Regions from separate parts of the Mus musculus genome. Here all the other regions are linked to region 5. Evidence: chromatin loops called from intact Hi-C (ENCODE). Cell type or tissue: heart. All regions are shown on one strand. Links, peaks and the distances in the headings refer to the core of each region. The heading gives the core; the rest is flanking DNA.

What was found. Peaks named below come from ENCODE experiments on the same cell type or tissue, not always from the same donor. Only the 100,000 strongest peaks of a DNase experiment are listed, where the experiment ranks them.
Region 1: a loop joins it to region 5, with 2.4 times the contacts of the local background. A loop is called at or near these places in 3 of 42 quality-filtered maps.
Region 2: it touches region 5 in a loop (5-fold over the local background); 3 of 42 quality-filtered maps call a loop at or near these places.
Region 3: a loop joins it to region 5, with 6 times the contacts of the local background. A loop is called at or near these places in 19 of 42 quality-filtered maps.
Region 4: it touches region 5 in a loop (4-fold over the local background); 13 of 42 quality-filtered maps call a loop at or near these places.

The regions. Positions count from the first base shown.
Region 1 is chr11:88,549,982-88,556,114 of GRCm38, reverse strand. All of the region lies in intron 6 of Msi2 (musashi RNA-binding protein 2), which reads left to right. Among named protein-coding and RNA genes, the nearest start is that of 0610039H22Rik, 66 kb to the left of the region's middle. In heart, for the core only: a CTCF peak has its summit at 2,894 (motif pointing left); DNase peaks (open chromatin) are centred at 644, 2,914, 4,934, 5,444 and 1 weaker place; H3K4me3 peaks cover 447 bases; H3K27ac peaks cover 5,000 bases.
Region 2 is chr11:88,213,358-88,219,490 of GRCm38, reverse strand. No RefSeq gene overlaps it. Among named protein-coding and RNA genes, the nearest start is that of Mrps23, 12 kb to the right of the region's middle. In heart, for the core only: no CTCF peak of the experiment used is centred there; DNase peaks (open chromatin) are centred at 2,990, 3,810 and 4,160; H3K4me3 peaks cover 642 bases; H3K27ac peaks cover 2,364 bases.
Region 3 is chr11:88,820,468-88,826,600 of GRCm38, reverse strand. No RefSeq gene overlaps it. Among named protein-coding and RNA genes, the nearest start is that of 4930556N13Rik, 28 kb to the left of the region's middle. In heart, for the core only: a CTCF peak has its summit at 3,354 (motif pointing right); DNase peaks (open chromatin) are centred at 3,400 and 5,297; H3K4me3 peaks cover 1,024 bases; H3K27ac peaks cover 1,613 bases.
Region 4 is chr11:88,409,641-88,415,773 of GRCm38, reverse strand. Msi2 (musashi RNA-binding protein 2) reads left to right here. Exons shown (of 14, transcript NM_054043.3): 8 at 1,784-1,866. Among named protein-coding and RNA genes, the nearest start is that of Mir378b, 60 kb to the right of the region's middle. In heart, for the core only: a CTCF peak has its summit at 3,133 (motif pointing right); a DNase peak (open chromatin) is centred at 3,143; H3K27ac peaks cover 2,760 bases.
Region 5 is chr11:88,288,837-88,294,969 of GRCm38, reverse strand. It overlaps Ccdc182 (coiled-coil domain containing 182), which reads right to left and starts at 927. Exons shown (of 1, transcript NM_028859.1): 1 at 1-927. The coding sequence starts at 874. The coding sequence ends at 416. In heart, for the core only: a CTCF peak has its summit at 3,106 (motif pointing left); no DNase peak of the experiment used is centred there; H3K4me3 peaks cover 421 bases; H3K27ac peaks cover 1,547 bases.

The sequences.
Region 1 (6,133 bases), core at 481-5,480, 260 kb before region 5:
AGTGTTGAGATTGAATCCAGGCCTTTGGGTCTTCTAGGTGAATGATCTACCACTGAGCTGCAGTCCCTTTCCAGTCTGCTTTATGAGATGGGGTTGTCAGGGCTGTCCTTAAACAAGCTCTGTAGTCCAGACAGCCTTGCCTCAGTCTCTTGAGTAGCCGATTTCTGAGTCTGTATCACTAGGACCTGACTTAATACATGTTCACCCTGCTGTGGAAAGGAAGGTCTGGCCTTTACAGGGCCTAATCTAGAGGGGAAAACTGACAGACCAGCACTACACAGATATGAATCCACTTGTAATTACAGATTGCCGTAGGTGCTGTGGACAGAAAGCACAGGGGCCTCTCTGGGGGAGGCTCGTCCTCTGTAGTCTCTGCCTTCCGTACATTTTCCCAAGTCATGGGTTGGAACCAGTCCCCTGTCCCCTGAGACAAGCCAGGCATCCCTCTGCATAGTGAAAGGGACAAGGAAAAGGAAGGTAGTGAGGACCATAAATTTTCAGTTCCCCACTGGGCCACCTGTCCCAAACAGCAGGGGTCCCATAAGCAACCCTCTGGGGATTCAGTAACGGGTGCCTGCCATTTCTCAGAAGGAGCTGGCCACAGAGATAAGACCACATTGACAAGGGGGGCATAAATTGTTACCTGTGCCCTTGGGGTACCCCCCTTCCTCCATACCCCCTCCTTCCCAAGCTGTGGGGTTGGATTTAGCAACAGGCTTTTGGTTGGCGGGATGGAGAGAGAGCTGACTTTCTGGTGGCTGGGTATAATCACTGAGATGCAGAGTGCTGATAGCGGGAATCAATTTAATTTCTGTTGCTCGGTGACGAAGAGAGGGGGAGGGGCAGGAAGGTCAGGGCTATTTTGAAAGCCACTGTTCAGTTAAGGAAACGGAATATTCCCTCTAAGAAATTTTCAAAATTATGATCTTTCCTGGGTAGAAAAGTTGGAAGTGGGTTGAGGTTGAGGGCTTTCGTCAGAAGAGCAGGGAGGATAGCTGGAACAGGGGGCATAGCCTGGAACACCCCCACACTGTGTTAGGAGGAAACCAGGGCCCTGAGCACGAAGCTCACTGGTCAAGAGGGAGTTAATTGCCTTTTGTATCTGTCCCAGGTCTCAGTGAAGATGTGGACACCTTCCTTAAGTGTCTGATTCCTGAGATGTGTAGAGGTATTTGTTCGGGCTTTGTGCTTTGTGGGGTCTCTCAGGTGGATGGAAAGCTGAGTGGGACTTGGTGGGTCTGGGTGAAGATTAGTTTTCCCTGAGACTGTGACATTTCTGTGGGATTGCCTGACTGGGGGGCATTGCAGAATCACCTTTTTGGCTGATGATAGAAACTGGATTTTTCTCTCTTTCTCCTTCTCCTCCTCCTCCTCCTCCTCCTCTCTCTCTTGATGGGGGGAAGGAGTTTTGAAGGCAGGCCAATCCCAGCCTTATCTGGAAGTAACGTTCGCTATCATGGGCAAGATGGATGTTGAAGATTTTTCTGAGGTGCAGGACAGGATCTTTGGCTTGAAGGGACTTGCAGACCAGAGGATTTAGGGTCATTTCCTGGCCAGTCATTAAGTTCTGTGATAGCCCCATGTCTATACAAGAACCAGAGCGAGGAGTTGCAATGATAAAGAACTAGAGACTTATAACCCAGTGTGGAAAGGGTCTGCCCGAATTCAAATGCTGCTTACAAGGTATCAATGGACGAAGAAAGCTTGCGCCTCTCTCCCGCCCGCAGTCTGGAAGTACTTTATAATCTTGTGCCTGGGATATTTGAGTTATGGGCCGAGCAGTTCAGAATCAGCAAGGCTTCCTGGCTGAGGCATTATGGACTGGACAAGTGATCCTTAATGCTGATCTCCTCAAAATCAGGGCGTTATTTTGACCTTGAATTACTGTTGACCATTTTTGACCCGGAAGGCATCATAGCCATTTTGAGATGTGGCTACCGGATGGGGAGGCAGGGCATTCAGAGATGAGCCAGACGGGCGATGACAGTCATCTGTGTGCAAACAATGGGTTAAAGGAACAAAGAAAGGGTCACCCTTCTAGGCCCAGCTTGGGATGGAAAGCCACAGACCTCGCCCCACCCCCCTTATTTAATAAATGTTTTGAGACAGGGTCTCATGTAGCCTCTAGTCTGGCCTAAAATTTACTATGTATCTGAAAATGGCCTTAAATGGGACCCTCTTGTCTCTGCCTCCCAAATGCTGGGATTACAGGTACCAAGTGCGCTGCCAGACTGGGCTTCGTTTCTTCTTCAACACTACAGTGTTTGCTATCTCATGATTAAAGACTTCTATGACCCTTGTATCTGTCAACTCAACATCGGCCAGCTATTCCTTATCAGCTAGGCCTACCCTGGGTTTGATCAGCACCTTTGGTCTGGCTGAGTCAGAGCTAAGCTTTCAGTCTAGCATGTAGCTAAAAGAGGCCAAGAGAAGGTAGGAGACCTACACGACTGCCAAAGGGCAGAGAGGCCTCTTTGCCCTGGAGCTTGTCTTCTAAAAAGTGAGCATGCCTGTTTATAATTTGTCAGACTTCTCCAGTTCTTAAGTGAGCAGCAGCCTCTGCAGGCTCACATAACCGGAAACTGAGGCCAGTGTCTGCTCACTGCTGTGCCCCATGGCTGTGTCCACATGTGATCCTGAGTGAGAAGGGTGGGCAGACAGGTTTTGTTCTGGGTCTCTCGTTATCCTGGAGAGCCTCGCTACACTGTCTGTGCCTGGTGAGTTGACACCTGAAATACAGAGCCGAAGAGACATTTTAGGGACCGGACCTGAGGAGACAGAAGCCCAGAAGGCAAAAGGCTCAAAAACTGGCCTCCAGTCTTTTTCCTGAGGCTAAGAGACGGAGCTCTGGGATCTCTTTCCTGTCAACACTGCCCCCTGCTGCTGCCCCATCACAGCAGGCACCTGGCCACACTGGAGAGAATGTTTTCAGGCTGAGCAGCGCGGCCTTCTGTGGGAGGCAGTGACGCTGGTAACCCATGGATGTGAGCACAGCCTTTATGTTTTGTTTCCATTGACGGGGATGGGTTTTCAGAACCACCCACTCCCTCGCCTGGGCTGATGACTTGCAGGGACAAGATGGCTGAGCAGGGAGATGCAGGGAGTATGCTCCTCCCTCCAAGGCCAATTTGGTGTTAATTTTTGGCCCTAAGTGGCAGTGGCCTGAGTCTGAACATCCCAGTTTGCCTCTCTAGGAGTGAGAAATGGAGTGTGTTCTGTATGCTGCTGTGCATCTTGCAGTCTGAGATCTGCTGGCTTGGGCTGCAGAGATGATGAGGCCAGGGTGTTTGTTTTGTTTTGTTTTAATTAATTAAATTTTATTTTATATGCATTGTTGTGAGGGTATCAGATCCCCTGGAACTGGAGTTACAGACAGTTGTGAGCTGCCATGTAGGTACTGGGAATTGAACTTCCAGTCCTCTGGAAGAGTGCTCTTAACCAATGAGCCATCACTCTGGCCCGTGCTCCCCCCGCCCCCGGGCCAGGGATTTTTAGAGAACTAAACACTAAAGTACCAGTACAGAGAAAGGCTTCTGCCGTGACTAAGAACAGCATTTGAACCTCGGCTTTAGAGCTTTACAGTTGTTTGGACCTCTGAACTCTTGGAGCCTACTTGAGGAGAAGGAGACCCTGGGGAGAACAAGCTCTTCTGTGATAAGTGTGCCGCTTTCCCTTCTCTCAGCCTGCCTGCCTTCCTACCTCCCTGCTGTCATGGTGGTTAATTGGGACATAAGGAGTACCCAGCCTGTGGCCTGGCACACAGTGGGTATACAGGCAGCAGTAATAGTCACGGTGTTTTTCACCACTTTCTTGGCAAATACCTTACATGCAGGGGTTTCTTTTGTTGTAATTTCACTCTGGTCGCTTCAGGAGGAGACCCTCTTCCTCCAGCGCTTCCTCTTGTCCATGCCTTCAGGCATAAAAGTTGGGTTCCACTTTACATTATGGTCTTATACATCAGTACAGCCGATTTTGATAAACCCTCAAAGGATGTTGACCTTCTTGGTTTTCAGGCATGAGTGGCTTCACTCCCTTAAGGAGGAATTGCCGTGAAATGTAACCGCTTGAAGGGGATGGTGCATGCGCGTTTGCTTTTCATAAGTAGCATGGCGTTCACTGGCTTCCATACTGACTAGTCAGCCAGCCTCGCCACCTATCCTCCTGAGAAGGAATGGATGTTTTGTTCAGTGTGTCCCCTCTCCTGGGAAACAGCTACAACCCTGCATTCTATTGTCCAAGATGAGGTGGGTGAAGTCTGAGGGAGGATGTTGAAGAGACCCTGGAAAGGCCCCTCAGGGTGGAGTGGAAATGAGGAAGGCACTGGCCTGTGGCCATGTAGTCCTTCCTTTCTTCCTGATCTTCCTGACAGGTGTGTAGAATGGCATCTCCTGCTGGCATTTCTGGGGGCCTTAGGATATCTCTGGCAGACAGGGCTGGAAATTTGATGCTGTGAGACAGGAGGAGAGGACCTGAGAATGCTTATTTAAAAAACAAAACAAAACAAAAAACCCTGCCCTAATCCAAACCCAAGGGCTGAGGAAAGGCTACTAGCTGTGATGTACACTCTTTCAGGCCAGCCTGGAAGGTGTTAGGAGTCACCTGGATAACTCTTAGACAGCCTTGGGGGGAAACATGAAGGTTCGGGTACTTTGGGTCTTGCTCCTTGTTAGAAAGTTAGAAGGTTCAAAGCTGGGGCTTGAGGGAGTGGGTTGGAAGGGGCTTGTGGCTTTGTGTGAGTTTTTTCTGGCCTCAGCTGTACTGTAGGTAAGGAGGGAGCACATGTGGAGCCCCTTGGGTGTCTCAGCCTCCTGCTTCTCCTGGCCCTTTTTTTTCTCTCCACCCACTCCCTGGTTTGGCAGAGGCTTGCAGAGAGCTCCACAGGGGCCATGTGTTCTGGGGCAGCAGCTGTCGGTGCTGACTAATGAGACTTCCTGGTGGCTTCAGTGGCACACGTGGCTGCAGCAGGAACTGCTGCTTCTCATGTGCCAGCCTGTGCTCCAGCTACTCAAGAGGGGTTCCGGATGCTGCTGCTGCTGCTGCTGCTGCTGCTGCTGCTGCTGCTGCTGCTGCTGCTGCTGCTAAGTCCTGGTCAGAGGCTACTAGTAGGGAAAGCTCACAGGACATCTCTGTGCAGCTGGGAGTGTTCGGTCCCTGGGAAGGATACCTAAAGACAATGGAAAAGTTGGCCTATCTGAACTAGCCAGTTCTACCCCTGTAAGGCAGGCCTGCCACAGCTTCAGGCTTCCTGAGGCTGCAGGCTAGACACAATTACTCTGTAGCCATGTGTCCTTGGTAAAATGTGCCCCCTCTGTGAACTCCACTTTCCTCAGAGGTAGATGAGATAACTGTCCTTCCTACCACACAGGGCTTGTTGAAAGGGCCCGATGAGGCCCTGGAGTGGTATATCTGGCCCTGATTCACCTCATCTGTGGGGCAGGAAGCCCTTCCTTCACCCTAGTGCTGAGTCTTCAAAACAAAAGGCAGGTGGGGTTCTTGGTCCAATAGCCAGTGTCTGGGCCTGTTAGGGAGAGCCTCTGATGGCTGTTTTCTCCAGGATGCAGTGTCCCAGAAAGGTTTATCAGCTAAACCTGCCTGGCTCCAGAGAAGCCAACACAGACTTCCTGGTAAACAGCCCCTGGTCACAAATGCCTTTGTGCAAGTTTTTGAAGAAGATCCCCAAAGCCTGTTTCGGGTCACCAGACCACGTGTGTGTCTGGAGATGAACTGTGTGAGGGGAGATGCTTGCTCCTGAAATGAGACATTTTGTTCAGTACCTAGGAGCCTTTCATGTGACATTGAAATCAGGTGCTGAGCCACCCAGATGCCAGAGGGTTTGAAGTTGAAAGTTGACTCTGCCCCCTGTGGCGACAAGGCTCTGTCAGCCTGAATTCCAATTTTCTGAGGGTTTTGTCTACTGCCAACTCAGCTGTGCTTGCTTTCTCAGCACCTTTGGGTCTGTTTCTGTTGTGTTGTCGGGTTTTGTTTTTGTTTGCGTGTGTTTTGGTAGTTAGGGGAGGGATGGGCTACTGACAGGGCAAGGGGGCATTTAACCATTTATTCTTTTTAGTAGGTTTAATTGTATGAAGATTATAATGCATACAAACGCCTGTAATTAGGGGAGTTGGTTCTGTAA
Region 2 (6,133 bases), core at 704-5,703, 76 kb after region 5:
TGTGCCGGAGGAGGCCAGAAGAGGTTATCAGATCCACTGGAGCTGGAGTTACAGGCAGTGGAGAGTAAACACGAGGCTTCTAGAAGAGCAGCAAGTGCTCTTCATCACTGGGCCATTGCTCAGGCCCCAGAAGATAACAATAATGGGAAGGATAAACACCTCGTCCAAGAAGACAGCACAAGGGGACAAGACCGAGAATTTACATAGAAATACTTTGTTTGAGTTTAATAAGTTTAGTCATTGCAAAGGGGTAGCGTGTATGGGCCTGTATTTTATATATTGTATGCTTGAGGGTACTACACCAAAGCTATGCCCAGATGTACTTTAACTGAATGTAACAGCCAAAGCTAACTTGGGAAACCAAGACACCAGATTTACCGAAGCCATGAAAGGAGATCTTTCCCCTTGTTCAGGAGCAGCACTGGGTTTCCTTGAACAGAGCATCCTCGCATGGGTGAAAGAAAAGATGGATCCGTGATGTTTCCTCGGGACACAGAAATAGTCTGCAGAGCAGGAGCACACCCCAGCATCCTGAGATGCTGGCCACAGCTGGGTAGCAACAGAGGAGTGAGCAGCCGCATCTGAGACATCCCCAGAGCCAACGGGTCTTCTGGAGGCAGGCGGGAGGCAGGCTGACCCTGAGGGTGTGAAACAAGCTAACTCCGGTAAGACTCGCCTGTAACTCCTGGCCCTGGTGGCAGTTGACATCCCACTAAGGCCTTGTACTGGCTGTAGATATCCAGGCTGCCAAACTGGATAGGCTGCAAGGCCACTTGCCTCACTCAGCAGAGCTCTGGGAGGCTGGGGTAAAGCATCAGGGGTCTTCTAAGAAGACAGTGAATATTTTAGAGATAACACGGGAGTGATTTGGAGTTTAAACCAAGCACCCTGAGAGGGTTCGGGAAGCCAGCCTTTCCCGTAGAATTCTTGCACCTAGACTGAATGTTCCCACCCATCAGCCCTGGGTGAGTGCTGTTCTGTGTTGGGTCGGGTACCCTCACAGTCTGGGGTAGTTCCTTCTCCTTCCATCTTTATTACTGCAGCTGCAGAAAGCTTGGGCATTCTACAAAGTTGGAATGCAGTCAGCATCTAGTTCCTCTTTGGTACTTGAAAATGACCTGGCATTGATCCTGTCATCTCCGTGGCCAGGATGGGGAGCCACCCATGCCATTTGCTCCTTCCCTTGACACATGCAAGTGCCTGTTAAGTTCCACACTCTGTGTCAGGGCCAGATGTTGCTCAAAGTGGCTAAGTGACGTGCGTGAAGCCATGAGTGTCCAGATACGAGCCCCGATGTTCTGATTGTACAACAGAAGAAAGAGGTCAGAGCCTTCTACCGTCAGCTCTCCTGAGTGTACACAGCAAAAGTAGGAGCAGAATGTTGAGGGCTAACAGAAAACATAAGAAAGCCATCGACACGGATGCAAGCCAGGCACAGCGGTACACGCCTGTAATCCCAGCACTTGGAAGGTGGGAGCAGGAGATACCTTGAACTCAGCTACATAGGGAGTTCAAAGCCAACCTGGCCTGATCTCCTGTTCATCATTCTCTCTCCCTCTCTGTCTTCTCCCTGCCCCATCAGAAGTAACTAAATAAAAACAAGTTTGCTGTTTGTTTGCTTAATGAAGGCTACAACCACTGGGCAAATTCTAGGAGCAGAGAACCTGCTAGTACACTTTTGGTATTCTTCACTTGAAAATGTACATAAGGGGCTGGTGAGATGGCTCAGTGGGTAAGAGCACCCACTGCTCTTCCGAAGGTCCAGAGTTCAAATCCCAGCAACCACGTGGTGACTCACAACCATCTGTAATGAAATCTGATGCCCTCTTCTGGTGTGTCTGAAGACAGCTACAGTGTACTTACATGTAATAAATAAATAAATCTTTTTTTAAAAATGTACATAAAAAAAATGCCGGGCAGTTGTGGCTCACGCCTTTAAATCCCAGAACTCGGGAGGCAGAGGCAGGAAGATTTCTGAGTTCGAGGCCAGCTTCATCTACAGAGTGAGTTCCAGGACAGCCAGGGCTACACAGAGAAACACTGTCTCAAAAAAAACCAAAAAAAAAAAAAAAAGGACATAAATGTTGGGCAGTGGTGCCACACACCTTAATCCCACCACTCAGGAAGCAGTGGCAGGAGAATCTCTATGAGTTCAAGGCCAGCCTGTTCTATAGAGTAAGTTCTAAACAGAGACACCCTGCCTTGAAAAACAAGGGGAAAAAAGTATATTTATTTATTGGTGCATACAGTGCTGGAAAGAGCCAGGGCTATATAGTGAGACCCTTGTCTTTGTGGGGATTTTTTTGGTTTTTAATAACAGAGGTTTTTTTCTGTGTAGTCCTGTCTGTCCTAGAGATCTGCCTGCCTTTGCCTCCCCTAGTGCTGGGATTAAAGTTGTGCACCACCACTGCCTATCTGAGACCCTTGTCTTAAAAATCAAAACACCAAACAAAAGAGGTGGTAACTTTGGAGGCCGAGGATGGAGGGAGCAAGTACTTAGACAAATGGTGAGATTTCACGATGCTTCCTGTCTGCCTTAGTCTAATGTACATTCCCCCACATCGGACCTAGGCACCGAGGGCCTAGTCCTGCCAAGGACTCAGCTGCGGCTACTGGCTCATCCACAACTCGATGAGGCGGAGCTATGGGTGCTTTCTTACAGGCGAGGAAGATGAGGTTCCTGGGTCACTGACTCCCCTCACTGCACAAGATAGCACAGGTAAGACTTTCTGTTCCTCATTGCCTCCCTACCTACATCCTCCCTCCTTCTCCCTCTACATGAAATGTGCAGATGCGTCATTGAGTGAAGAAGGTTAGGAAGCAGTGCTCTGGGCAGAGTCTCCAGGGGTCCAGCAGAGTTAGCTCTCTCCTCTCCGGCTCCTATTATAGTACAAGGCGCTGCACACCCCCTCTCCTATCTATACACATACACCCGCAGGCCTCTGTCATTTGTCCCATGGCCCGTTCCTTCCAATCTCTACTCCATCCCAATAGCACCCCAGGACCTCAGCTTCCTAAATCTCAGTCAGAACGTTATTTCACAAGGACACTTGCCAACCTTGAAAGACAAGGGACCCGGAGGCAAGGAAATAAAATGTTTCTAGTTGAACAGCACGAGAGCGCAGCGCCACCTAGTGGTGCTGCAGCCTACTGCTCCCGGGCAGTGACATTTTCAGACAATCAATATCTCATTATTAACCATAATCACAACCTGATGTTTACTTTTGGAGAAGTGTTCTGGCAAGGGAGGCACATGCACTTTTCTGCGTGATTCCGAGGCCTGCAATCCTAAATGCCACAATGACTATTAAACAGTGTCCTGCAAGTGAGCAAACAGGAGGGAGCCGAGATTGACGGTCTATCTTTTTTCATCTAAGCTGCTCACCAAAAACAAAGCATCCGCTGAAGCCAGTGACCTTTCACTAACTGCTGGAAGGCAAATGCTTGATAAATAATAAATGGACCCCTACTCGTTGTTGCTTGGAACCATCTTTTAATTAAAAGAACTGAGCAGCGAGAAGGTCAGGTGACTGGTGTTTAAGTTAGAGCCCAGGAAAGGCGTCAATCAAGGGGAAAATTAAGCTTGAAATGCAACGTGATTGTCAGCTTAGCAAGTCGACAACAACAACAAAAACTCCCTCTGCAATCTCCCGGTGGAAGGAAGCAATGGTAGTTGATGGTGACATGTTTAGGGGACATGACACTCAACTCTCTGCCTCCTTTACCCTCCCCTAGCAACCAACTCACTGTGTCGGAGCAATAGCCACTTGCCTGGCTCAGCATCTCCACAGAAACCGCTCTGGAGCCAGGCGCATCCAATCAGAGGCCAGTGTGCCACACCGAGGACTACCCTAGGAGCGACGTGGAAATCATTTCCTGTCTTTCCCACAGGAGGGCAACTGCCCTTCCTCCGCCAGCCAAGGTGACTTCCACCAAGTGGCTCACAGAAACAGCCTGACAGCCCACAGCTAACCCCGCAATGAGGCTGGGACCTGACTCATCTCTGAGGCGGACCTCCAGAGCACAGAGCGGGGAAGAGAGAGCTCTCGTTTCCCTACCGCACTCCCACGCTCTGCTCCGGCAGTGGCCTGTGCAGCAGGCCTCCACTCTCGGGGCCACATTGTGTCAGGTGCCCTCTCTTCTAGACAGACTCGGGAAAACTGCCAACCCAGTTCAGCTTCCTGCCAGGCTTGGTCACAGCCAGCTCTGATGAGAATGGAGCAGGCCCAGTGACTCCAAGTGGGTCACATCTGGACCCTCCGGAGCTTTATCATCCCGCTTTAATAACTGTGATTTTTAAAAGACCAGGCTGGCTTAAACCTGCAGCAACCCTCCTGCCTCGGCCTCCTAAGTGATGGGATTACATATATGCAAAGTGAGGTGAGGACAACAGCAGGGGGTCTTTCTCAGGCACCGCCCACTTTTCTTTTGAGACAAGGTCTCTCACAGGCTGGAATTCGCCAAATAAGCTAGGCTGATTGGCCAGCAAGCTCCAGGGATCTGCCCACTTCTGCCTCCCCAGCACTGAGATTACAAGTGTACTACCATGCCCAACTTTAAAAAACAAACAAACAACAAAAAAAACATGGATCATGGAGCTTCAACTCAGGACTTTATTTACGCTTGCAAGTCAAGCCATTTACTGATTTAGCAATCGCCTCAGCTCCTGGCTTGGATTTCTTTTGCTGCCTCAGAGTTAGAGTCAGGGTTAAGGTTAGGGTTAGGGTTCTTCGTCCTATCCATAACTGAGGACACTTCCCTGGCTAAATACCACACCCCGGGTTGTGTCCTGCCGCCACCACTGCCGCCGCTGTCACCACCTCCACCGCTGTCACCACCTCCACCACTGTCACCACTGCCACCACCACCGTTATCTCATTCATTCTCCCAGCTCTACATCTTGTTTCTTTACTAGCGACTTCATCCATTTCTTAAATACCTGGGCCCTAGTCATCCCTGCCACTTGGGCACTGGGTTATAACCCCCACCTGAACAAAATTAAAGCCTTATTCCTTCCCCACTGGCTCTCACTTCACACTACCAGTCTCCTGGACACTCACACTTGAAGCCACAACATGGCTTCCCTGCTCACTCTCCCGCCCAGCAGACTCCTCAGTGCGGCTGCCAAGGCGATCACAATCTGATCCCAGCCTGTCTGTTCAAACACCTTTCCCATCGCTCCTCAAAACGGCGATCCATAGCCAGGAGAAAACCAGGAAGCTGTGTACCCATCATTTCAACTCACTTTACAACAGGAAGCCGCGGCAACTTTTGCACTTACATCGTGGGCTGGTGGCTGTGATGGGCACAAGGTGACACCAGTACAAACGGGGGCATCCAGAAAGACCCAACTTCTCGGGCTTGTCTTCTGCAAAAGTCACTGGAGCCTGGACACCTGCCTTCAGCTTCAGCTCTGCCAGCCCTCAGGAGGGCCCTGCTCCTGAAAAGCTGTTCAATGCTTCAGCGGCTACAAAGTGAAAACGTCTGCCCTTGTTTGTTCTTCATAGGAAAGGAATGCTTGACGCTGAAGGCCACAGGAAGCCTGCTGGGCACAGGCTGTAGACTTGGCACACAAACCACAATGAAGCACCTGAGTTCGGTCCCTATGGGGGGAGGGGTTCATCAGGAAGTTGACACTCAATCTGAATCATAAAGATACCAAGTAGAGCCGTCATTTGATATTTGAAACCATAAAAGCTGAGGAGGGGTCCCATGTAGTGAGAATTTTGGTTTCTTTAAAAACAGAAAGGGGGCTGGAGAGATGGCTCAGTGGTTAAGAACACCTACTGCTCTTCAGAAGGTCCCAAGTTCAAATCTCAGCAATCATATGGCTTACAACCATCTGTAACAAGATCTGACTCCCTCTTCTGGAGTATCTGAAGACAGCTACAGTGCACTTACATATAATAAATATTTTTTTAAAACAAACAGAAATATTATGGGGATATGTTTTTTAAAAAAAGATTTATTTATTATATTCAAGTACACTGTAGCTGTCTTCAGATGCACCAGAAGAGGGCGTCAGATCTCATTATGGATGGTTGTGAGCCACCCTGTGGTTGCTGGGATTTGAACTCAGGACCTTTGGAAGAACAGTCGGTGCTCTTACCCACTGAGCCATCTCTCCAGCCCC
Region 3 (6,133 bases), core at 495-5,494, 530 kb before region 5:
GATCCCACAAAAAGCTCAATGTTGTAGCGTGCCGGGGAGGGGAGGAGGAGACAGAAGAGAATCGCCAGAAAGCTCCAGGGGCAGCTAGCCTGGTGCGGCAGTGTGCAAACCTACCCGTCTCGGGGCAGAAGATGAAGACCAACACTTGAAGTTGTTCACGTGTGCTCCTGCTTTTGTGAACGCATACATGAACGTGGCTTTATGTCGTGAAGGCGCACATCATACGATAGCTAGATGTTTTTAAGTGAAGGTGGATTTCAATAGGCTTGCCAGGTTTGATTTGGGGGTAATCTGGCAAACGGGGGCCAACTGAAGATTCCTCTTAAGGAGGTCGACTTGTATCTTTACAAAGAAAATCTCTGAGATCTTGGCTTGCTTGTTTAGAGAAGCAGGCCCAGCTGACATCTGGTGGAGACAGACGGCATTGGAGAAACCCCCGGTGCTCTGGGCAAGGATGGCTGATACTTCCTCCCTGAGCTGGGATGGAGTTCTTGTCTTTCTCCGGGCTTCCTGGCAGGATGACAGGGAAGGCGTTGTGACTGCTCCTGTGGGTTTCTGCACCAAGTGCCTGCATGAGTATGCCAAACCTGCTAAGGGCTACAAAGCTGAGACAGGTCCAGAGCCTTCAGGAAGTACTCTGTGGAAGTGTGCCGATGAGTCTATAACAGATGGCACATGCCTAAGGGGGGGCCTTCCCCACTTTTCTATGGGGTCCTGGAACCTCTTGGGAGGGAGCGACTAGGCTCACAATAGGCTGAACCTGGCCTTGAACCTGTGTCTTCTGGTATCCACGCTCCCTGCTCTCTCTGGGTGCTTGGGAGCCTAAATTCCCGAGTAACTTGGGCCACATAAGCACAAGCCACTGCACCTGGATATTGATCTTCATTTTAATCACTCGGAGTCTGTTCCTTTGTTCATCAAAGGTTGAGGTCCTTCCCAGGGCTTCGATGGTCCACACTGGTTGTGTATTAACACTTAACTTGAAATCGGCCAAATTGAGCAGACTTAACTGGTCTGAGATGAAGTTATTCACTAAGAGATGATTAAACATTATTACCATTTGGGGGCTGGAGAGCTTGTTTAGCCGTAAAGAATGCTGCTCTTTTGGAGGACTAGAGTCAGGTTCTTAGCATCTACGCTGGGCAGCTAACAACTGCCTGTAACCCCAAACTACAGAAGGGTTGATGCTTCTGGCCCCTGTGGCTACTCACATGCACATATACATACAGACACACAGAATAAAAAATCCGTATTTTAAAAGATTAGTATTTGGGGGTGTGCATGTGCTACATACATAGCTCAGTAAAGTTACTGCTTGTACAAGTGTGAGAATCTCGACCTCAGAATCCACATAAAAAAATCAGTGGTTAAGATCATGTGCTCTTGGAGAGGCCCTGGGTTCAGTTCCCAGTGCTCACATCGGGTGGCTCTTAGCCACCTGGAAGTCAGTTCCAGGGGATCTGACGTCTCTGGCCCCGGAGGACACAGCACTCATATGCACTATTACCTTTAGGATATTACCTCCCCATTGTTACCTTTAGATCATAATAAGTGCAAGGGAGTCTGGAGAGTAGAATGTGATGCCTTCTCAAATATGCACATATCCCAGATGACCTTCAAAAGGTGAGCATAGGATGGATCTTGGGTCCCAGAGTTCCCCTGTGCCCTGTTCAGTCTAGTTTAGTTTCCAATATCAGATCTCATGTAGCCTATGCTGCTGGCTTTGAGTTCCCCATGTCAGTGGTGATCTTGGACTTCTGATCTTTCCATCTTCACAAGTGCTCAGAGCACAGCCATTTACCACCATGCCCAGCTACACAGGGCCACGGGCCAAATTTAGGTCTTCTTCCATGGTAGGCAAGTTCTCTACTAACCAAACCACATTCCTGGCTCCTCCTTTGCCACAAAAGTGATCATTTATGTAGATGGGTATTTTATTTTGCCTGCGAGCATAATCTGTGTATCTCGTGCCTGCCTGGTGCTTGAAGAAGTCAGAAGAGGGAGTCAGGACCCCTGGAACTGGGTTCCAGATGCTTGGCAGCTGCCATGTACGTTCTGGGAACTCAAACCTGGACCCCTTGGGAGAACGGCCAGTGATGCTTTGAACCACTGTGGCACCTCTGCAGCCCCGCCCCTTTGATGTTTAACGGGAGGCTAATGAGCATGCATTGTCACGAGTCTGAGTATGGCTCAGATTGTTTCTGTTGGATAGTGCTAGGTAGGGAACAGGGTTCTGAGGTCACCGCCCTGCAGGCTGTCTCACAGTAGAGGCTCAAGCGTTTGCTACAATTTATTTATAATGCTTGCAAGTGGCTGGGCCCAGGCCCACTGAACCAGAGATTCTTAAGAATGGGACTTTGAAACCTACATTTTTTTTTCAATCCTGGGGTGGGGCAAATACAGGCCTTCACGCGTGTTCTATCGCTAGGCTACATCGCCAGCCCTTTTTACATTTTTATTTTGAGACAGTTTTCCAAGCTGGCCTTAAACTCAAGCCATAGTCCAGGTAGCTGAGGCAGGCCTTGAACTTGTGACCCTGTCTTTTCCTTTTTCTCTGAGTTTTAAAATAGAAGAATAACCGTAAACAGCTTTCTTCTTCCCTTCCTTCTCTTCCTTCTCCATCATCCCTCTTTTTTTTTTTTTTTTTTTTTTTTTTTTTTTGAGACAAGGTTTTTCTGTGTATCCTGGAACTTGCTCTGTAGACCAGGCTAGCCTCAAACTCACAGAGGTCCACCTGCCTCTGCTCCCCTGGTGCTGGAATTAAAGTTGTCCGTCAGCACCCCCTGGTTGACTTTGAGCTTTCAACCTTCCCATTTCGATCTCCCAACTGCCAGGCTGGGATTACAGGTGTGACCACTATATCCAGTTCAGGTCATGCTGGAGAGAGAACCTAGGGTTCCGAGTGTGCTCTGATAAGTTCTCCCCAACAGCCACGTCCTCAGGGTTGTCCAGTTACTTCTAAAGTGGTGTGCTTCCCCCTGGGTTGAGACAACATGGAATCCTTGGGTCCTGGTTTGGGGTTAGAGCTAATTATTGTGTGATCTGGGTGATGGCCTGCTGTCTGCCATGTGTGCAGTGTTGTGCCTTAGGTCAGATGTATCTGGGGGACAGTTATCAAAATCAGGGTGTGCAGTTTCGTTTCAAAACACCCAGTTTCCTGTTTCATTTCATCCATATTCGGCAGGGCATAGTTTGTAATGGTCTTATTCAGAGGGTGGAAAGAGAGCATTTAAACAGTAAAAGGCCCACCTTAAGAAGTAGAGTCGTAAAAGAGAATGGTTTTTGAAGTGTTTAAAGGAGTGGAATGAAGTCTTGTGCACTCCACAGGGCAGACTGCTGCTATTGTGGTCTATGTCCACTAGATGGCACCACAGCACAAGCTACTACGGGTATCCCCTCCCTTTGCCTCATCCCAGAAAACAGGTTCTCCAAGCACTTGTCTCAGTATTAAACTTAACAGGAATGCAAATCCCCAGCTCATACCCGAGACTTACTGACCGAGAACCGTGTAGCACTTTGTCCACGTAGTTTAGATGCAGACTTAAGTTTGAGAGCCACTGTCCTAGAATCAACCTTGGGGTAGCTTGGGAAGATACCTGTAGTACGCCAAAAGCGCTTGCTGGGGAGGGAATGAGGAGGTGCGTGGGGGGCGGGGCGGGGTGAGGAGGGGAGGGAGGGTGGAAGACAGTCAATGGTGCAGGTATATTTAGTGCCAAGGAGCTGCTCCAAAATCAGAGAGCTGATATGGACTAGGGGGCAAGACTGGATTTCTCCCAAGTCGGGGAAGTAGAGGAGAGAAAAGAGGGCTCTTCAAAGAGATCCCCTCCCTTAGGGCGCCAGATCATGGGCTAGGAGCTGAATCATAGGCTGAGTTCTCTGCCGGGAGCCCCAGGGCAGCTGTGTCCTCATTGTGGCTGTTCATCTCAGCCTGTTCTGAAATTTCACCAACCTACTACTGTGTTAATGGATTGAAATCTTGCAACCCTCCCAAGACGACCCAGGAAAATGGATGCTAAGAATCAAAAAGAAGCTTGAGACGGGGTGGGAAAATCACTAGTGAATTAAAACCTTATTTTTGTCTTTTCGATCCTATCTGTACCCTCAGGGAAGGCCAGTGCAGAATGAATTCATCTCTCTCTCTCTTTTTTTTTTTTTACACAAAAATTCCTTTTGCAGGTCGCAGCTGAGGCTTCACAGGGGCGACATACCATGCAAATATGTATTTTTTTTTCAGTTATGATGTATACAGTTTTTAGTTTGATTTATTTTTGGTGTCAGAAACAAAATGGAAGTTAGCTCTTTAAAAATGAGTGTGGCTGGCTGAATAAATAAATAATATGCTCTTGGCCAGTACCTGCCAGTACCTCCTTAATTGCCCATTGATTCTTTAATTCTCTGCCTTTCACCATCTACGAAATTAAGAGGCCACAGAGCATGGAGATGTCTTTTGCCAAACAACTAAAAGAATCAGAGGTTTTCGAAGGTCTGGTTCTTCCTGGGGGGCTTTTACCTAGCATTGAGGGGCACAAGTTACCCAAGGATGGAAGCCTGGTGTCCTGCTTGGACCCTTCCCAGGCTTCTGTACCGTCACTTGGCTTTCCAGCCACAAACATGTACTGTGTCCACTCTGGCGGGCCACCAGTGGCAGCAGGGACCCGGTTGTCCCTCCTCGTGGTCTCTGGAGGTTGGGTGGTCTGTCATGGTCTCTCTCCAGCAAACGCTGCCGTTCAGAGTGTTCACACTCCTCCGATAGCCCCAACCACGGGTCCTGGGAGCTGGCTGCCTCCTTTCTGCCAGGGGAGATGTTCCAGGAAGCTCTCCTTTATCCCATTTCTGGAACCACCAACCAATCTCCCCTCCCTCGGAAGTCTCCTGGCATCTATCTAGCCTCCTCTTCTCCCTTTCCTTCCCGTCAAGGCACAGAGGCCTGTGTTCTCATCGCAGGCTGTCTCCTAGGACCCTTCTCCAGGGTGCACTCTTCCTCAGGATGCTACCCTGCAACGCCTTCCTCCAGGGCATGGCTCTGAGCATTCACACCCCTCTGTAAGCTGCTACACCGGGTGGGGTAAGGACAGGTCGTGCCAGCTGCTTCTCTGTAGAAGTCTCTTAAATGGGTCTGCTTCCATGGTCTAGGGTGGGGCCCTCTCTGTTTCTCTGGGTTCATAGGACTCGTCATTTCTTCCACCCTGGAGACACAATGCCAGTTGCCTCTGCCTTTCTCCTATCCTGGAGTCTCCATGAATGCGTACTTGGTTACTGTTGGTGTCCCCATGAGAACGTCTACTCTGGGCTGGGAGCCCAGGCAAGGATACCCCGCCGGGAGCAGGGGGACCTTGCCTTTTGCCTCTGGACCCCTCAGCGGCCCCTCCTCTCTGTTCTCGTGCTCCTCTCTATCTGCATCTTCCTTGAATTAGAATTCTCACTCTTCCACTTATCAAGTCAGCATCGCGCGCCTGCCTGTCTCCGCCACTGTCAACATCCGCGCTCCCAAGTCTCCAGCAGCCTGAGCTCAGGGCCGCCCCTCTCTCTCTGGCAATTACGATTCCTTCCCTGGCTCACGTCGGAAGTCTTTGTTCTTCTCCCTGAACATTCAAGTTAATTTCTACTGACTGTTTATTCAGCCTTTGTACTGGCTGGCTTGCTACTTAGTCAGGAAACGAGGCCCTCCGAGGCAAAAGCACGGGGATGCGTGGGGACTCAGAGCAACAGTTTAGGACAGGAAGTAAGACACTTCAGAGGAGGAGGGCGCTAGACAGGAATTCCCAGGGCCATGGGACCAGGACTGGGATCATGATCTTAGGGAGGGGAGTGGGAAGGGAAGCAGAGGAGGGGAGAGGAGGGGAGGGGACAGGGAAGGAGATCAGGGGAAGGGTGGGGGTGAGGAAGGGAAGCAGGGGAGGGGACAAGAGAGTTAGCCTCAACTCAGGCCCTGCTTTTCATGGTGGTGGGGGCGGGGGGGGGGAGAAGTGTGCATGTAAATACACTTGCAGACAGGTGCACTCCACTTACTTAGAGACCTGCTGTGTGGGAGACCAAAGACAACGAAACCAAACAGCATTAGCAGTCCTGGCTTGCCTTCCATGTTAGCCTTTTGTTCTATCAAGCATTTGAGAGTTTAGGAGGGGGGCTTAGG
Region 4 (6,133 bases), core at 583-5,582, 120 kb before region 5:
CTCTGTGTACTGGGGAGACCAGCAGCTCAGAATTCCACACATGGTAACAAATGAAGCAACCTGATGATCACGATTGCATTTGTGTGGTGGACCTGAGTCCTCTGTTTTACTGTAGGATGTTGGAGAACAGGGAGTGACCTTCATTTTCCTAAAGAATCTTCTAGAACCTGCTCTGGAAACTCAAGTGTCAGCTCTGTATGTCGGTGCCGTTTCCCTGCTAGCCCTCGGAAAGTGAGCTGGAAAGGACCTGAGAGAGTCTCTTTTTACCTTGGGTGGCTGAGCCCTAAAACAGATGCAGAAACTGAGAAAGGCTACATCTGTCTCTTATCTGATTGATAGGAAACACTGATAATCATATTGCAAAAAGAGCCAGTCGGATATTATCTTACTATGCTTTGGATTTGGCCTATTCATGTCTTTGGGGCAAAGAGTGTCTTGTTTGGGGCTGCTGTCAGAAATTGTCATAACTTGTGAACAAGAAGTCTCTTAGAGTTTTGGAAGCAAGATATCAGAGTCAGGGTGCCAGCATCTTTGGTCCTAGGAAGGTCCCTTTACAGGGTTGCAGAAAGACACCTTATTGTAGCCTGACTGGGCAGGAGAGGGGAACAAAGCAAAGGTTTCATCCTCACTTTCCAAACTTCACCTCCCAAAGCAACATGCAACACACACACACACACACACACACACACACACACACACACACACACACACACACACACACACACCCCAGTCCATAGCAGAGCCCTGGGAGTTTTGATCTGGGGGACCTGGCATTTGCTTATACTACCTTCACTTCCAAGTGCAAAGCATGAGGTCCAGAAAACAGAAGGAGGTCCCCAGGTCATGCCCAGACAAGACTATAACCAGGCCCCTGCGTTATCAGCATCTCTCTCCATCTCTACCCAGGTCCCCTTGCATATTAGCGCCAACGTGACAGCCAAGCTCAATGCAAAGTGGTAGAGCCACCATGTGTGGGCCCACGTGGTACCCTGGTGCTTACTGAGCATCCTCACAGATGGGTACTCATACTGGAAACGCTGTTGGGGACGGAAAGAGAAGAAAGGAGGGGGCAGGAGGGTGGAGAGAGGCATGCAGGATGCTGATCGGCGGTCAGCCTGCCAAAATTCTTTAGTGCAGCTTGTCTACTAAAGCCAGTCTCCAGCCGAGCAAATACAGTGGATAGCTGACAGGCTGACAGCAGGCATCAGACAGTCTTAAACTGCCCCAAATCCACAGCATGTTTGAAGCGGCAGAAGCAAAGAGATGCCCGCACAGAACAGAGGCCTGCAACTTTTAATAGTTCCTTCCAGGCCTCAGGATGTCCTGATGAGGTATTAGAGGAAGTCATTCAGGAAGAAAAGGACCAATAACTGCCTCCGCGTGGAGGCCGACCCGAGGGCTAGCCATCGAAGCTCACAGAAAGGGCCAGTGCGGCCCCGCAGTGATCCAAGAGGCTCTCTGCAGCCCACGAGCCTGCCTCCACACAGAGCCAGCAGGCTCTGACCCTTGTAAATAACAGACAAGTAAATTTCTTGTTTGCTTCTGGGCAAATGTAAGCCACAGGGGGCCTGCTGCATGTGGGTGGACTCCTGACTGGTGCCTGCTGTTGGAAGGGTGTTGAGTGTAAACTGGAATCACTGCCTAGACCACAACATCCCCATTCCCCCTCCCACTCACCAACCCCCGCGCCCCCGCCTGTTTGGAAGCTGTCCTGACTGCAGGCCACCCTGCCTACCCTGCAGGAACCAAACTCATTCCTCCTCTTCGTTTCTCCTTCCTTTAGGGTTTGGCTTTGTCACCTTTGAGAATGAAGACGTTGTGGAGAAAGTCTGTGAGATTCATTTCCATGAAATCAATAATAAAATGGTAAGTCTGGAGGGGTTGTCCAGCAGGGGACAGTGGGATTGAGTCACTACAGCGTGCACATTGTGCATGCAATAGATAGAGAGGTACGTGGACCAGGCTTTCAAAGTCCAGAGATAGGCAGATCTTTGTGAGTTGTAGGCCAACTTGGTCTGCATAGTGAGTTCCAGGACAATCAAAGCTAGGTAGAGAGACCCTATTTCAAGAAACCAAAGTCAAAAATAGGCTGGGGAGATAGCTCACACTCAAGTGTTTGTTTGCAAGTCTGAGAACATGTTTGATCTTCAGACGCCCTTTAAAACACATGGGGTGTGGTAGTGTGCTCTTATAACCCCAGCATTGGAGGGGTGGATGGGCATAGGCTGATGCCTGGGGCTGACTGCCAGCCAGCCTACCCTAGTTACTGACTTCCAGGGCAGTGAGACTCTTGGGTAGAGGGACCAGGTGGTACATCTGAGGACGAACACCAGAGGTCATCTTCTGGCTTGCACACATGTGCACCCTCCACACATAGACTTACACGGTACCATCTGCACACACATACACAAAACTAAAATGAATTAATAAAAATCTAAATAGGAAGTATTCGGGCCTGTCTCAAAAGTTAAAAGAAAAAACTGACCAGTGTTTAAAGCTGTTCATCTGGCCGTTACAACCGCGCTGGGTTGTAAACACATCCGTAGGCCGTACTTATGTGAATTTCATACAAGCAGATCATAGTCCCCTCTCTCCTTTCCTCCAACACAGAATCCAACTTGCAGGGCATGCACTCCATATTTTGCTACACATCTCGCTCTCTTATATTTCAACCATTTAATAACATAAAAGAGCATTTTCAAATCTTAGGCCTTACAAAAAACAGACAAAAGGCTAGCATGCTAGATCTGATCCTCAGTGGATTTTACAGCTTCCTAATTCCAGCTCCCTCCCCTCCCCTCCCCTCCGCTCCCCTCCCCTCCCCTCCTCTCCTCTCCCCTCTCCTCTCAGATAGGGTCTCACTGTGTACTGTAGTTGTGGTTGGCTTCAGACTCACAGAGATGCGTCTGTCTCTGTCTCCACTAGGATTGAAGGTGTGCGCCACCACATGCATCCTCCTGCCGTGCTTTTGATGGAAGGCCCTTGAGGGGCAGATCTTAGATAGGAGATTTGACAAACTGCTTTTCTTTCTGCCCTCATAATCTGCTGCCTCCTTCCCTTTCATGGCTGCTCCTCCTGGTGGAATAAGAAGTCTCAGGAGGAGGGGAGGCTCCACTCTGTAGAGACCAGGAGACTGCCCACAGAAGTGGCCACTAGAGGGTGCCATGCCCTGTGTGGTGTCTGCCTGCTCTCTTTCCCATCCCACCGTCCTCTCAAGTTACTTGAATAGGGGGTGACAAACCCTTTCTTTGTTGGTTTGAGAGAGAGAGACAGAGAGAGAGACAGACAGAGAGAGAGAGAGAGAGACAGAGACAGAGACAGAGACAGAGAGAGAAGGAGAGAGAAAGAGAGACAGAGAGAGAGAGAGAGAGAGAGAGAGAGAGAGAGAGAGAGAGAGAGAGAGAGAGAGAGAGAGAGAGAAGAGAGAGCTGGAGCAAGCTCAGTAGGTGTTTCAGGATCCTCTGAAGGCCCCCCAGAGCACACACATTTTGGTTGGCCAGCAAAGCCTCCATCCCAGAGAAAAGAGGTTGGGAGGTCAAATTTGGGCTTCGATCGCAGCTGTGACTTTGATATTTTCTCCCCTTTGTCAAAACATTCCTTGCTTGGGAAACATGCATTCAGATATGCATTGTATATTGGTCTGATATGTGTTCACCAACTTTAGATTCAATAATAGAGCTTTTAGTGTGGATAAGATCAAAGCAATCTGCTTAGCATGTGGTGCTGCAGGCTTGATTCAATATTTGACTTGCTAATTTTTTCCCAGGGCACTAAAATAATATTGTTCATATTGTTCCTAGCCATCATATGCATCCGAAATGAAAATAGTCTTTCTTTGCATAGTGTATGTTGGAGGCATCTGCATAGGCATTAAAGTAGTTTGAGGGAGACAGATGATGATCAACACAGGTTCCTTTGTGGACTTTGTCCTCCAAATGCTATTGCCTTCCAGTCGGCACCTCCTTTCCCACCTTAGGTTGCTGCTGGCTGTTTTCTAAACTAAAGAGGTAGAGAACCTGCACCTGTGTACTGATGCCTTGTTTAGCCTCTCGGAGCTTGCTGTTGACAGGCTCCGAGAAGAAAGGTTGTTGGACCCCAGGGAGTGGAAGAGGCAGCAAAGGATGCAGGCGGGTACCATTTCTGCATTCCTTCTCGTCAGGAAGGGCACAGTGCAGGCAAGAGATGAGTCCTGGTGTGACAGTGCGCAGATTTTGAAATAAGCCTATGATATGGGGTGGGAAAGGCTTTGTCATCCTCCATCTCAGAAGAGGAACTAGGTCCTAGGATTAGCCCCAGGGCTACCCATTGTGAAGGAGCAGGGTTTTGAGCTTCCTGGCTGCTCAGTGAGCTGTTTCAAACCCTTGTCTGAGTTTGGGATGAAAGAGTAAGTAAGCCCAGCTGGGCAATGGTGGCACACGCCTTTAAATCCCAGCACTTGGGAGGCAGAGGCAGGCGGATTTCTGAGTTCGAGGCCAGCCCGGTCTACAGAGTGAGTTCCAGGACAGCCAAGACTACACAGAGAAACCCTGTCTTGAAAAAAAGAAAGAAAGAAAGGAAGGAAGGAAGGAAGGAAGGAAGGAAGGAAGGAAGGAAGGAAGGAAGGAAGAAAGAAAGAAAGAAAGAAAGAAAGAAAGAAAGAAAGAAAGAAAGAAAGAAAGAAAGAAAGAAAGAGAGAGAGATAAAGAGTAACCCCCCTCCCCCAGGTGACCAGAGGAGTGGAATAAGGTCATGTTGGACGAAAGAGAGATGCTGTCTAGGAGCCAGAGATGCTGCCAGCCATTCCCTAGGCCTCTCCCATGTCTCAGTGCCACTGTTTATGCAGGTGGTGCTGACTCAGTGGCTAAAATTCCTATTTTCCTTTCATCTGGGACTGTGCTTGTTCTGTAAGCAATAAGCAAAATCGGAAGCAGACAGAGATGGGAAAGGCATGAGGACAGAAGACAGAAGAGTTCAGGTACAGACTTTGAGGTGTCCATGGAAGTTTTTAGCCTAGATCTGCCCAGAGGAGAAATCAGAGGTTTTGGGGAGCAGGGGCAGAGGGAGGTCACTGAACCCCAACAAACGGAGCTAAGACTGCCACTTCCCTGGTTGTTGCTGGCATGGGCACAGGGCATCACAGTGTTTGCCTCATGGCAGAGGTGTCATGATCTTGAAAGCCCTGCCTTCAGACTGCTCTGAAGAAAGGTATAATTTCAAGGGAGTGGGGGTTTGCAGAGAAGGCTGTAGCCTGAGTTGCTTTTGAATTCACCAAGACAGGAAATGCATTTCAACTGTGCTATGGAGAGAATTTGAATGAGCCACTCAGGAAGACCTCTAAGCCCAGACAGATGCTAAAAGGAACATAGGAGGGTTTGCTCTTCTGGGTTATGAAACTGGAGAGGACAGTCCTCCAACCCTTGCCATGGCCCCGTAGTGGACTTGGGCATCCACTTTCTCACATTCAAAGATCTGATGGCTCTCAGCCATGAATCACAGAGGTGGGACTTGAATCCAGGACCCCTGGCTCAATGGTGTGCACCTGGCATTTATCAGACTTAATTAATAACTGTGGAGTGATTAAAGGAACCAATCACCTGACTCAAAGGCATACATAGCTCCCAAAGCCGTTCCTTCTCTAATTTGGTTAGTGAATCTAGTGAGCTTTTATAAAAGCTCTTCAGTGCCTGGTGATGGTGGCACATGCCTTTAATCCCAGAATTCAGGAGGCAGAGGCAGGTGGTTCTCTGAGTTAGAACCTAGACTACAGAATGAGTTCCAGGGGCCTGGAGAGATGGCTCAGCGGATAAGAGCACCCTCTGCTCTTCCAGAGGTCCTGAGTTCAATTCCCAGCAACCACATGGTGGCTCATGGCCATCCATAATGGAATACCCTCTTCTGGTGTGTCTGAAGACAGCTACAGTGGACTCATATAAATAAAATAAATCTTAGCTTTTAAAAAGAATGAGTTCTAGGACATCAAGGGCTACACAGAAAAATCCTGTCTTGAACACACATATGCATGCATGCATGTATACATACATACATACATACTACATGGATAAATAACTCTTCAGCATCTTAGAGCTAGGACAGGCTAGGAAGCCCAAGAAAGACCATCATGCAACAGTTTTCCAGTATATCCATTTCTTGAAAA
Region 5 (6,133 bases), core at 556-5,555:
CGGTATAGAACACACACTGACAGGTCTCAGGAAACCAATTGTGAAGTGATAAATCACGAAAGCCTGGAGTCATTAAAAGAAAGGTTAAATCTGTTCAACACAACCAGTTTAAGAATACTCAAGAAAAATGCCCCTACATCCAAGCAACCGTACCATTACAAACGGGAAACAGTTCGAGGGGATGGTTACAGGTCTGACATAGTGTCTGGGGCCTCCTTCCTTGACGAGGCTGGATAAACGGAACTTCACCCGAAAACCATATTGAGGTCTTTTTTGCCTCTCTGCATGGTGTTATTTTGGTAGCAGGAAAGCAATAAAAATGGGGCAAGGGGAATAAATGGGGACTTAGCGTTTGTCCTTCCATTAAAAAACAATCTTGCCCGCCAGCTCGGGCGCACACTCGGGCGCGGGCCGCTCAGTCCGCCTGGCTCTTCCTGATGGCTCGCAGCGGGTTGTGGCTCCTGACCAACATGTTCTCCAACCGCTGGCAGTGTTCACGAAGCTGCTTCTCCCGGGGCAGGAGGAAGGTGAGGACCTTGTTGCGGACGATGCCTCGGTCCTCCTCCTCCCTCAGCCGCTGCTTCACTCGCGCCGCCTGCTCCTCCTGCTGTGCCAGGACGCCACTCATCTGGCAGAAGGCGTCCTCCAAGTAACGGATGGCCTTCAGTGCCTCCTCCTTGAAGTCCTCCAACTCCCTTTGTACCCCGGCCACCTTCTGCTGTAGGATCTCCAAGTCGGCCGGCAGAGGGAGGTAGGAGGGCCATGACTGAGACAGGGAAAGGTCCCCAGACTGGAGCCCGCTTTCCACCATCTTCTTGCCCTGTAAGGTATTCACCTTCATAAGAATGGACCCTGCCTGAAAGAGGGCTTCCATTATCTCCTTCTGCAGAGAGGAAGCCAAGAAACTGAGTCAGAGATTTGGGAGCTAGAAACACTATCACTTGAAGTCGTTGGACCCATCTCATTGTGACATCACGACCCTTCAGCCAATCAGAAAGAAAACCCCCAGTTCACTATTTTGCATATTGTTGGTAACCTACAGATTTACTGCGCTTCCCAAGTCTCCTGAAATGAGGCTTTTCATTAATCGGTCACCCAGTCAGAACTGGCGTTCAAGCGTTCCTTTAACCCCGAGGGCAAATCTGAGGGAGTGGAGAAAACTGGCTAAGTCAAGGCAAGCCAGGTCAGGTTCACAGGCTGCCAAGACCGAGCAGTCTCCTACCCCATAAGGAGCACAGCTGATTTCACGGCCTGGTGTCTGGGCTTCCTCGGGCTCACCAATAGGACAAAGGCATTCTTAGAAATGATGGTGCAAGATGCTAGAGGAGTAATCCCATCCCATATCCATATTCCCGCAATGGCCAGATGATGCCAGAATGCATAGGTGATCGACTTACTGTGATAAATGTGTGTGCTCTTAAAGGGTGGTTCACAGAAATGCCCGAGGGATAAAAGTGAGCCGTTCATATTCATTCAGTTAAAACTTCCCGGGTGCTTGCCGGATTCTGGAGCTAGGGAATGAGTGTAAGTAATGTTTCCCAACGTTCCTGGATGGTGGCAGATAGGAGTCTGTGGATACGGGTAAATCGTGTGGTTTTGCCTGGTTACTCTAACAGAGGCAAATGTTCCTAGCCACATGTGGCTCAGTCCAAAACTCTGCCTTTGTATATTGCAGTCTCTTGCCCAGACCTCCCACTGGGACTCCAAACATAAACGCCCCCCCCAACAACCGACCTTGAAGCCAATCCATCTAGAGCTAGATAAATTACCTCTTCAAACTGGTTCCTGCTCTCCTATCCTACCAATGACCCTTCCTGGGACAGCAGCCACAGCAGCATCTAGTGCCAAGTTTTAAATGTCTGTCTCCTTCCCACCTCATGTTGAAACTGACATCCTATCAGCGTTGAGAAGTGAGGGGCTTTTGAAGGCAGAGCATATCAGATGGATGGTGTCATCTCTAGAATGGGGTTCATTACCGTAATCATCTCTGCTTGACCCCTTTTCTGTTTCTCTTGCCACCTTTGCCTTTCTTCCACATGGGAAGGCATAGCATGAGAGTCCTCACCAGACACCAGCTCCCTGATTTTAGACTTGCCAGCTTCTGGGATTACAGAATTACAGGGAAACAAATGTTTTTGTTGTTTTGTAGATCTCTCAGCCTCTGATATTTTATTTTGTCACTGTGGAACAGCACAGAGTAAGCTCCCGGGGGTTAAACTAGACTCTGCCACTTCCAAGTGACCTCGAAGGCTGTTGTTAGGTCTCTTATCTCTGAGCAGCCTATCACCCACCTTCCCGCACTGGAGTCCAGGCTTCACCACTTAGAAGCAAGGTCTCACTGGTAGATCACCTTTCCCCCTAGAGACCCTGTTTTCTTCTCTGCATTTCTGAGAGCTGTAGTACACAGGTCCCTGGGAGAGAAAATCTCTCTGATGGGCAGCTGCTGCCGATTTCCATCGTGTAAACACTCCCAGCAAGGTTAGCTTCAAGCTCCCAACTTGCTCTCTCCCAGAAGTGAAGAACCATCCTGAGCCTGGATAAGTCAACTCTAGCACAACAGGGCCCATGATAAGGGCTGCTGCCTTCTCTGAGACATTGACTAGCTAGTGGCCTCAAGTAGTCATCAGAAGGGGGCATATTGCAGGGACAGTTGTAGCTAAATGGAGGTGAAATTCTGAATTGCAAGAAACTCCATTTACTGAGAAGGAATGTTGAATGGAAAAAGTGGTTACTTTTCTAGGAGCCAGGAAAGCTGGAGTCGGGAACTGCTGTGTGGCCCTACATCAGTTGTCTTCCCTTGCTGAGCCGCCCCCCCCAACTGTGACATGAGAGATGGGCCCACGAGGCCTTCCATACCCCTTCCCCCCAATTCTCTTCCTTCTGTCTCTTATAACTGTTACCTGGGTCTACCATCTGCTTAGGCACGGTAAACTCTGGCAAACAGAGATTTTTGAGTCCCTTAACCTGTTTACCCTCAAGTGTCCTGCCTGCTGCCCCACAAACAGTGGTACTCAGAAGAAATGGAATTTCGGTTCATAGGTGGCTCTCAAATGCCAGGCACCCCTAGCTTTTCTGCTGACACATTGACACCTACTGGCCTTCAGAGAAACCGCAGCCTGGGAATTCCACCTAAGAGTGGGTGGGGATGGGGAGCAGAAGGGAGCAGCTTGGGGTCTGTGGGGTATTTAACTAGGGCCTTGTGCCTGTTGGGTTCTCCATCAATAAATATTTCCCAGATTGGTAGAAGAGAGAACGAAATGGTGTGTCTCTTCTGGTCTCCTCCTCTGCTGTCTCTCCCCCGCTTCCGGCCTCTCCCTTCCTGTCTCTCATTTTCTGCCACTTTGTTTCACACAGGGGATGGCAAAAGTCACAGCCATTGCTGTGACACAAAAGTAGGAAGGCCAGCACTGAGAGCATTTTCTCAGTTCCTCTGGTGTTGCTGAATGACGCTCCAGTGTGCTTCCCAGGACCACTGGGAAGATGACGTCATAGTCCCCTTTTTCTAGGAGCCACAGGAAACTGAAAGCTGATGCTGTCACCAAGGCCTAGTGGCCTCCTGAGCCTTCAGGGCCACAAGTCACATTGGATCTGTAAGTTCTGGGTGTTCCCCTGAGCCAGGAAGTCCCACGTCAGGCCTTGCATTCCACCTGCCCTCCCATATCTCTTAGGGATTAGAACTGCTGACCTATGTCTTCCCTTCAAGACGTCAAGAGAAAGGAATTTAGACCTAGTAAAGCATCCACGACCTGGAATTCTATCGTGAGCAGGGTCCTCTGCCCCAGTCTCTTTCAACTTGTCACAGCTTCTCTGCGACTCAACAAGACAGGGAGACATGAGGGACTTTACAGAGACCCAGGCAATCTTACGCCCCTCTGAGAGTCCAGTTCAGTCAGAATGGGTTGAGGCTCTTAGGTGGTCTGCCTTAGAGCAGGGGCTTTCAACCTGTGAATGGCTACTTCTTTGGGGATTGAATGACCCTTTCACAGAGGTCTCCTAAGACCATTGGAAGAAATACATACATTGCAATTCATAAGTGTCACCTCTGTCAATTGTATAAACCCCATTCCCTTGGGAATTAGAGATAACACCCACGCCCATCTTTCCTTGTCACTTCTTTGTGAAGCTACAAAACCCTAAGAAACTGAGAACTCTTTGTGTCCTGTTAAAATGGCATTCCCAGCCCTTCCTTCCTTCCTTCCTTTCTTTCTTTTTTTTTTTTTTTTTTTTTTTTGAGACGGTTTCTCTGTATAGCTCTGGCTGTCCTGGAACTCACTCTGTAGACCAGGCTGGCCTCAAACTCAGAAATCCGCCTGCCTCTGCCTCCTGAGTGCTGGAATTAAAGGCGTGTGCCACCACGCCCGGCTGCCATTTCTAACCTATAGCTGGCTCTAACCCAACCACAGTTGGTTTCCAACCCAAAGTTGGCTTTCACAGCCATACTTCTCTTCCTGGACCACACTCAAGCCAGTTCCCCTGATACACAGGCCTCCCGATATTGGAACCACCAGGGGATTCATACCCAAGCAAAGACAGGCAACCAGCTGTGTCTTCCACAATGAGTGGGTGGTTTTTTTTTTAAGATTTATTTATTTATTTATTTATTTATTTATTTATTTATTTATTTATTATATGTAAGCACACTGTAGCTGTCTTCAGGCATCCCAGAAGAGGGCATCAGATCTCATTACGGATGGTTGTGAGCCACCATGTGGTTGCTGGGATTTGAACTCAGGACCTCTGGAAGAGCAGTCAGTGCTCTTAACCACTGAGCCATCTCTCTAGCCCTGGGTATGTTTTTTTAAAGATTTATTTATTTAATGTATATGAGTACACCATCACTGTCTTCAGACACACCAGAAGAAGACATCAGATTCCATTGCAGATGGTTGTGAGCCACCATGTGGTTGCTGGGAATTGAACTCAGGACCTCTGGAAGAACAGTCAGTGCTTTTAACTGCTGAGTCATCTCTCCAGCCCAAGTGGGTGCATTTTTAAGAGAAGACCTTGCTTAATCATCAGATGAACTATTATGTCAACTTTCAGGCGATGTCTAACGCTCCTTGTCCCCAAGGAAACGAGTGTTGGGAGGAACGGAATCCAGGACAATACGTCAGACTCCCAAAGAGCTTGTGAGTACCTATCTCTAAGTAGAGGGCACAGCTGTGGATTCTAGTCACTTTTTTTCCAGAATCCCCTGGTCCTGTGCCTCCCATGATGGTGATATTAGCTTAAGTGAGGTCACTATATAAACTCCTAGCCAGCCTTCCACCCACCTATCCATTCACCCTCCCATCCATCTATCCACCCATCTGTCTTCCTCTTTACCCATCCACACATACATATACTTGGCACAGCCCATCGCCTGCTTACCCTGTGTTCTCTGAGCTCGGCGATAAGTGCTCAAGAGAAAGAACAAGACATGGAAGGTCCTGTTCAGCGTTCAAACAATAAAGTGGGCAATTGACACATAAGGCCACCGGGCTGGCACCGGCTCCCTGAAGAAAAAAGCGAAGAAAGTTTAGGAAGCCCTTGGACTCAGCAATCTGATGGATTTGTGAGGTGAAGTTTTGGGGTGAGGTGGGAAGGCTGGGTGGGAGCTGGAGACAATGTTCTAGGGGCAGGAACAGACCGGAAGAACCAAAGAAAACCTGGATCTAGCTGTGTGGCTGGAGGCAAGCAGCGGCAGCAGGAGGCAGCACTGAGGGAGAGGGTACAGGACAGCATCAGGGATGCTCTGTGAGCATCAGGGAGGCCTTGTGAGCAAATGCCACCAGGGGCTACTGCGACTCTGGGCGGTTTCCAGCTCTGCAGCTGGTATCCCAGGCTAGGCAATGAGAACAAGACTGGAGTAGGGGTGGGCATGAGGATGAAGACTAAAACTTGGTGCTGTTCACCATGATTAATTAACCCAGTGCCAGAACCCCCAAGGCACGGTGCTAAAAATACCTGCTTCCCTCTGAGACGCGGCAGCTGCCACCCAGCAACTTTCAGCCATGCCATTTGTCATAATTTGACACTGCTAAGGAGTGTCCACGGGGCTGTGTTTCTGTGAGAATCGGACTTGCCCAGAGCTCACCAGCCAGCTGGTACTCAGGACGCACCCATGGCACATGTCTCGAGTGTCTTATTTCCT